Linked DNA regions of Homo sapiens: all the other regions are linked to region 3. Evidence: chromatin loops called from intact Hi-C (ENCODE). Cell type or tissue: Caco-2. All regions are shown on one strand.

The links. Peaks named below come from ENCODE experiments on the same cell type or tissue, not always from the same donor. Only the 100,000 strongest peaks of a DNase experiment are listed, where the experiment ranks them.
Region 1: a loop joins it to region 3, with 5 times the contacts of the local background. A loop is called at or near these places in 5 of 110 quality-filtered maps.
Region 2: a loop joins it to region 3, with 5 times the contacts of the local background. A loop is called at or near these places in 11 of 110 quality-filtered maps.

The regions. Positions count from the first base shown.
Region 1 is chr2:46,005,537-46,008,036 of GRCh38, forward strand. PRKCE (protein kinase C epsilon) reads left to right here. Exons shown (of 15, transcript NM_005400.3): 9 at 1,926-2,125. Among named protein-coding and RNA genes, the nearest start is that of EPAS1, 290 kb to the right of the region's middle. RefSeq lists enhancers at 1,551-2,051, 1,806-2,500, 2,052-2,500. In Caco-2, no CTCF peak of the experiment used is centred here; a DNase peak (open chromatin) is centred at 1,245.
Region 2 is chr2:46,061,755-46,064,254 of GRCh38, forward strand. All of the region lies in intron 10 of PRKCE (protein kinase C epsilon), which reads left to right. Among named protein-coding and RNA genes, the nearest start is that of EPAS1, 230 kb to the right of the region's middle. In Caco-2, a CTCF peak has its summit at 1,353 (motif pointing right); a DNase peak (open chromatin) is centred at 1,367.
Region 3 is chr2:46,172,583-46,175,082 of GRCh38, forward strand. The region is part of intron 14 of PRKCE (protein kinase C epsilon); the gene reads left to right. Among named protein-coding and RNA genes, the nearest start is that of EPAS1, 120 kb to the right of the region's middle. In Caco-2, no CTCF peak of the experiment used is centred here; DNase peaks (open chromatin) are centred at 1,209 and 1,459.

The DNA of each region.
Region 1 (2,500 bases), 170 kb before region 3:
CAGAGTGTGGAAAAGTTCTGTCCCAAGGTTTGGAGATAAGTCAGTGGTAAGGGCAAGACTGTACCCATGCTGGCTGAGGGACACACTCTCAGAAACCCTGCCATCAAACCTTCCTTGGAGGTCACCACCATGACCCAGACCTTCTTACCCAGGAGTAAATAAAAGAGCTTCGGGGGTCATGCACCAGCCCTGAGGCCACAGAATAATTGGTCTCAGTCCCTCTTCGTGCTACTCCAATTAACTTTCTGTGTCTTTATACTCTACCTCATTCCAAATGAGATTTGAAGCATTCATAAGTAGCCTGATGTACTCTGGGGCTGCAGAACTTGTAGCTATTTTCCCAGACCAGTTTGGGGGTTTTCACGTGTTCCTTTCTGAGGCTGAGATCCCCTTTGGGAGCTTCAGGGAGACAGGGTCATATAGAAAAGAGACCCCAGGTAAGAGTTCAGAGACCAGGGTTTGTAGGCCTGGCTCCTGCCCTGCATGCTCTCTGGCTCTGAGCTCTGCCATTGGATGGATACAGTGGCAGGATACAGCGGCCCCAGGGCCTCTGTTCATCCCACTTGACACAGACGCCAGGATTTCCCAGTAGTGATGTTAGCACAGATGTCCCTCTGAGCGACATTATTACAGAACAGAAATAAGACATAGTTTCTTTTTCTTCCCTTGTAAAGACACATAGAAAAACCTTTTCTTCAAGCTTTGCTGTCCCCAAACAACTATGTTTTGCCTTCCAAAATTCATTTAATAACTGAGGCTTTTAGCTCTATTGTGAGATTAAAAGTTATTTAGTCAAGCTAAGTGATAGGTGGATAACTGCTGAACTGGCAAGGGGAGTGTCTGCAGACTCAGCAGCTTTCCCCGTCTTCACCCTCCCCAACACGTCTCAGAGGAGCCAAACTCCAGATCTAGGAAAGATCTCCGGATTCCTTGAGTAAGCCCTTATGGGACTCTGTCCTTCTGAAAAGAAGCTGAAGATCTCTTTCTGTCACTCATGCCTAATTCTCATTCCCAAGGGTTAATAGGCTATGTTCCCCTTCCATAATCCAAGTTATTCACAAGCATCATTTAAAATCGGATTTTGCTCAAGATGCCCATTTCCACACAGAAGAGTGCGTGTCTTGATGAATGAGTTGCTAACAGTAAAGCTTCTTCAAATAGAAAAGGTCAGAGGATCATCCAGCATTATCTCCCCCAGGTAATTCAGGTCATAAGCTCTAGAGCGGGGCACAAGACTGTCTCGTAGTTGAGAAATTGTACTGAGAAATTCCCGCCCCATTGGAGATAAGTTTGCAACATGTCACTTGGGAAAGCAATTCTTTTGTTAATAATAAGCCCATTGCTCATTTTGTTAGATAACCTTGTGTAAGATGGGTATTTAGAAGAAACCCGGCAACAAGGCTGAGTAAAGGTTTTTAGAAGGTATGAAGGTTTCTACCTTCAGTGATCAGCCACCGTTCTGATGGCTCAGTTGTTGAAATAATTATATCACCAGTGATTACTGTGATGACAGTTCTTGATTCGTTGTTCTCATCTTCAGAGGAAACTTGAAGGATACCTGTGACTCTGCAGAATTCCAGAGAGGGCCCAGATTTGTGTGCTTTACCTAGAACAGTGGAATAGGCTACTAGCCAAAGGGGGCTTTCAGAGAGACAGCCAGGTCCAGTGTAATCTGGAGTTGACAAGGGCAGGGAAGGGACTGTGTCCTCCTCCTCTTTGCATACCTAAGCTCTGCTGCGCATTAGGTGCCAATAAGAGTGTGGTGAACAGATGAAGGAACATACAAAGGGATGTCACACTGGATCTGTTGTGAAGAACCAGAAAGAGGACTGAGAGCTTACAGGGGAAAGTCTGAGTGTTGAGTCCTAATGTAACAGGCTTAAGAGGTATGCACTAATGCAATTTCTTGTTCCCCTTGGCCCTAGAAATAAAAGAACTTGAGAACAACATTCGGAAAGCCTTGTCATTTGACAACCGAGGAGAGGAGCACCGGGCAGCATCGTCTCCTGATGGCCAGCTGATGAGCCCCGGTGAGAATGGCGAAGTCCGGCAAGGCCAGGCCAAGCGCCTGGGCCTGGATGAGTTCAACTTCATCAAGGTGTTGGGCAAAGGCAGCTTTGGCAAGGTCTGTGGCACACACGGGTGGAACTGCTGGTTTTGTTCTACTCCTTAGCATTGTTTCGTCTGTTTGATCTAAGATTGAGAGAGGAACCTTTCAGCCTGATCTCGTTAGGTTTTCTTTCCTTTTTTGTAAGTGCAAATGACCTGAGGCCAAGTAGATAGGAGCGCTGGTTCTGCTATTAATTGGCTATATGAGACTTTCAAGTAGTGATTTAATCTCTTTGGAATTCAATTTTTCTCATTTGTTGAATGGGGACAGGAATCAAGTGAGATGGTAGATGAGAAAGCACTTTGGAAAGTTTTAAATGCTCAGTGTTCCAAATCAATAGTAGTGTCAATACATGTCTTCCCTCCTTCAGAGATCAGCTGAAATTCTGTT
Region 2 (2,500 bases), 110 kb before region 3:
GATGAGCACGGTGTTTGCTTTCCTGAAGACCCATTCAGCATCTCGCTGTCACTCATGCATACGTTAAGTATTTCTTTTCTTTTCTTTTCTTTTCTTTTCTTTTTCTTTTTTTTTTTTTTTTTTGCAACAGTCTCGTTCTGTCGCCCAGGAGGAGTGCAGTGGCACAATCTCGGCTCACTACAACCTCCGCCTCCCGGGTTCGGGTTCAAGAGATCCTAGTGTGTCAGCCTCCCAAGTAGCTGGGATTACAGGCAAGTGCCACCACGCCCGGCTAATTTTGTACTTTTAGTAGAGACAGGGTTTCGCCATGTTGGTCAGGCTGGTCTCAAACTCCTAACCTTAGGTGATCCACCTGCTTCAGCCTCCCAAAGTGCTGGGATTACAGGCGTGAGCCACCACACCCAGCCTCATGCATACATTAAGTATTTCTTGCCCTCCTGCTGGATATAAAGCCCTGTGTCAGATGCTGGGGGCATGGGAATGAATACGATAGACATGTCCCCTACTCTTTTGTTGAGGATAGGGTTTTAGCCTTTCAGAAACAAAATCTGGCCCGGTGCATGAGGTCGTTTGTGTGTTCTGGTGACAGGTCATCCCTGTGGGTGCTCCCTGGGCAGATATGTCCTACTCAAATTAGTCAGACTCTCTTTCAAAGTGTGCCCCTTAGGAAGCCATGAGAAGCCCAGTGTGCCAAGAACACTCTTTTGTGATTCTAAAACCATCCCCGGGGATTAGGACTAGACACAAACTATGAAGACTAATAGGTAAATAGGAGAGTTCGACAGAGTGATACCTAAGGGGCTCTTTGCAATGCAGTAACAATCTGCTTTCTGTGTTTATGCATTGACCAACCCTCCCCCACTTCACCCCCAATATTCTTTTAAGTAGGAGTTGAAGGGTATAAAAGCTCAGCCTTTTTTTTTTTTTTTTTTTTTTTTTGAGATGGTCTCGCTCAGTGGCCCAGGCTGGAGTGCAGTGGCACCATCTCAGCTCACTGCAACCTCCGCCTCCGGGGTTCAAGCGATTCTCCTGCCTCAGCCTCCTGAGTAGTTACAGTGGAGACGTTGTTTCGCTATGTTGGCCAGGCTGGTCTCAAACTCCTGGGCTCAAGTGATCCTCCCACCTCAGCTTCCCAAAATGCTGGGATTACAGGCATGGGCCACTGCGCCCGGCCTCAGCTTATTAATGTAGGTTTTCCTACACTTAAATCAATTACATACAAATCTTCCAGTTTTCTCATTTTAAGTGCATTCTTAGAAATCACGAAAGAAAGCAGAGTGGGCAAGCTGATCATTTTATTCTCCATCTGCAGTCAACTTGCTAAGTAGCTTGCAGTTAACAGCTTTTGCCACGAGAGGGCGATGATTGTTGGAAAGGCAGAGCTGAGTGGGCCAAGGTTGGACCCTGGGGATGTTGATGAAATAGCAACTGGTTATTATGTTCCGTTGATCCAGGGCCAGAAAGAGGAGACAAAGGACCTAAAATGCTTTAGGCTTAGATAGCTAGGTGATATTCTAGGAGGAGAAAATTTGGAACTGCTTCAGTTTCCAGCATTGTGTTATACTTTTATGTGTAAGAGCCTGAAGTTGAACAGAAAAAAAAAAAAAAAGTCGGGGCGGAGCTGTCTTTTCTTTTAAAAATAGACGCATGGAAGCATGTGTTTGTTTGTTCCTACTTGGTGTTTTTGTTTTATTTATAAAATGAAAACAGCTGAAATAATTTCTGGATTGTTCTGAACTTTTGAGCACAGACTCCCAGATGGTTTCTGTGGTCTGGGCCCTCAAAAACCCACCTGATGGGGGATGGCGCCCATCTTTGGAAAAAGCTATTTGAGGCTCTGTGAAGCAGCTCGAGTTTGTTTGTTTTCCCTTGTATTTGAAAATGGAAGTCAAGCATGCTCCCAGGGCAGAGAATTCCGCAACTGTGACCATCTTGCAAGGGGCAGGAAAAGATTTACAGTGTTTTGCTAGACCAATCGCCACTTCCTTCTGGGGTAAAAATCCTTACCAGCAACTCCTTACCAGCGACTCCTCTTCTGGCTAAATTGGAGTAGCATTTTCCTATCAAAGTCATTTAAGATACAGATTATTCAATAACCTGAGAGAAGGGTGGAGTATTCATTTCTAATGACTTCACAGAATTCCAGTCCTCTCTGAGCCCGAAGAGTTGTTGACTATCATCAGGTGTTAGGCCTCACATCTTTCATTTGCTAACAGTATTTTACTGTCTATGAAAATGGTTAACTGGTCGGGCACAGTGGCTCACACCTGTAATCCCAGCACTTTGGGAGGCCGAGGTGGGCGGATCACTTGAGGTCAGGAGTTCAAGACCAGCCTGGCCAACATGGTGAAACCCTGTATCTACTAAAAATACAAAAATTAGCCAGGCATGGTGACACGTGCCTGTAATCCCAGCTACTCAGGAGGCTGAGGCAGGAGAATCGCTTGAACCTGGGAGGTGGAGGTTGAAGTGAGCCAAGATCATACCACTGCATTCCACC
Region 3 (2,500 bases):
GAATGGAGACATAATGTGTTTGGAGCTAACGCTTTGAGACTATTGACTTCACCTGCACTTAGAAGACACCTCTGGAAAGAGGCTTAGATACACAGTCTACATCCGGGGGAGTGTTCTCAGCCATTTTTACATGAGACAGCCTTCCCCACAGAGCACTGTATAGTCACTAAGTCCAGAGGGGATGCCCTGTGCTGGGGACCCTTGTGGTCTGAAAGACTTAAGCAAAAGGGGACACTTCAGGTCCTGAAAATACTTCTCAGGGCTTTCTCCTTTATGTGGATTCCTCAGAGACAGTTATTGTACCACTTAGAAAGCCAGGCTTTTTATAATGGAAATGTTTAAATCAGTGGTTCTTAACTTAGTGGTATCACTACCCCCTTGGAGAATCTGATACAGTAAACTCTGTCTCCAGGAAAACCCCAAGGTGTCACAAACACAGTACACTGTTCTATATTCTACCAGGCTCATGGAAACCCTGAAGCCATCCTTTGAGGCAGGGGTCTGCGAACTGCAGCCCAGGGCCAAATCCAGCCCACCACCTGCTTTTGTGCAGCCCTAGAATAAGAATGGTTTCAACATTTTTTTAATGGTTGAAGAATACTATTTCATGACACATGAACACTGTATGAAATTCAAACATCAGTGCCCATAAAGTTTTATCGGAACACAGCCACCGTCATTCATTTACACAAGTTCATGCTGCTTTTGGGCTACAGTGGCAGAGCGGAGTGGTTATGACAGAGACCATATGGCTCACCACATCTAAAATATTTACTACCTGGCCTTTCACAGAAAAAAATGGCAACCCTTGCTCCAGGGGTGGGAACCCCATTTAAGAAGCTTACTTTATATTCCTTACTTTTGCTTACAAATGATTGAGCCGTGGAATTTAGACATAGAAGCAGCATTGAAAGTCTCCTTGAAAAGCTTCTCACTTTACCAATAGCAGACAAGGAACATGTTCCTCAGTTTCGCAGGAGCAAGAGCCAGGAAGGGGCTCTGTCCTGGGCCCTCCCTTTCTTCTGTAGGTTTCTGAATTGGCACTGCCTTCCAAAGGAACCTTCGGGTAGTTGCCCTGAAGTTTTGTTTCAAAGCATCATAACACATGTTAGAAGTTTGGTGGCAACTTCTTTATAACAGGGACACCTGCTTGCCTCTGTGATGGCAATCCCTGAAAGCTGTGTCTATAGACCCCAGCTAATTCCCAGACAAACGATAGTTGGCTGAACTCCTTTGATCTCTATTTGCTGAGTGTAGGGGAGGAGGTTTGCTGTTAGCTAATACCTGAAGTAGAGTTTTCTTTTTTCCTAAAGTAACTTCTCACATGGAATTTGTAAACAAATTTTTTTTTATAGTTTAGCAAACAATAATGAGACTGGAGATGGGAAATAGTTGAATTCCGTCAAACAGCAGACCTGATAGAATTCAGCTGTGGTTGATTGTTCAGAATGCCTGGCGGTCTGAGAGAATTTGGTCCATTTAGAAAATAGATATGTGTGTCTACTGACTGCCTCCAAAGGAATGAAGCAACTTTCCCTCAGAAGTGTTTTAGCGAGGAAACCAATGAGATTGTGGGGAAGGGGCCTGTGAGGCCCAGCCTGAGGCTTGGGCAGCTTGTCCCTACGACTACAGGGGCCACCTAGCTGCCAGGACCCTTTCCGTTGGGCTGGGGAATGGTGGGCCAAGTGGCCTCCCATTTTAACTGCCATCTGTGCCATCGTGCTTAAAAAGCAAGTGGGTCTTCATTTTCTTCTCCCTTAAAAGGTGGAAGCAGCAATCTTTTCAATGATGTAAAGGTCGCAAACTGGAGGATTGTGAGACCCATTCAGCCAGGAGATAACTTTTTTAAAATCGAATTAGTAGGCAACATTTAAAAAGAGATGTAAGTGAAAATGTAGATTGGGGCATTTCGTGGCAACTCCAAAGACCTGGGACCCCTGGGTCGGTGTCCCCGACAGGTGGCATCAGCTGGTGAGGCATGCAGCCCTCAGCTTGCTGGGCTCCTCAGTTCCCGGTGCGCCCAGGCTCCCCCATGCCACACACAACACACACAGACACCCAAAGACACACACATGCCCCACTCATTAGAGAGAAAAGGAGATATGATGCTTTTTAATTTTTTTTGAGATAAGATCTGGCACTGTCACCCAGGCTGGAGGGCAGTGATATGATCTTGGCTCTCTTGCAACCTCTACCTCCTGGACTCAAGCCAACCTCACACCTCCGCCTCCTGAGTAGCTGGGACTACAGGCACGTGCCACCGTGTCTGGCTAATTTTTGTATTTTTTTGTAAAGGCAGGGTCTCACTATGTGGCCCAGGCTGGTCTCAAACTCCTGGGCTCGAGCTATCCACCTACCTTGTCCACCAGAAGTGCTGGGATTACAGGCATGAACCACCACGCCCAGCCGAGATCTGGTGTTACAGCCTGCAATTTTAGCCAGCAGGGCTAAAATTGCTTCCTTCCTTCCTTGTTTTTCTAAAATCCTTCCTTCCTTGTTT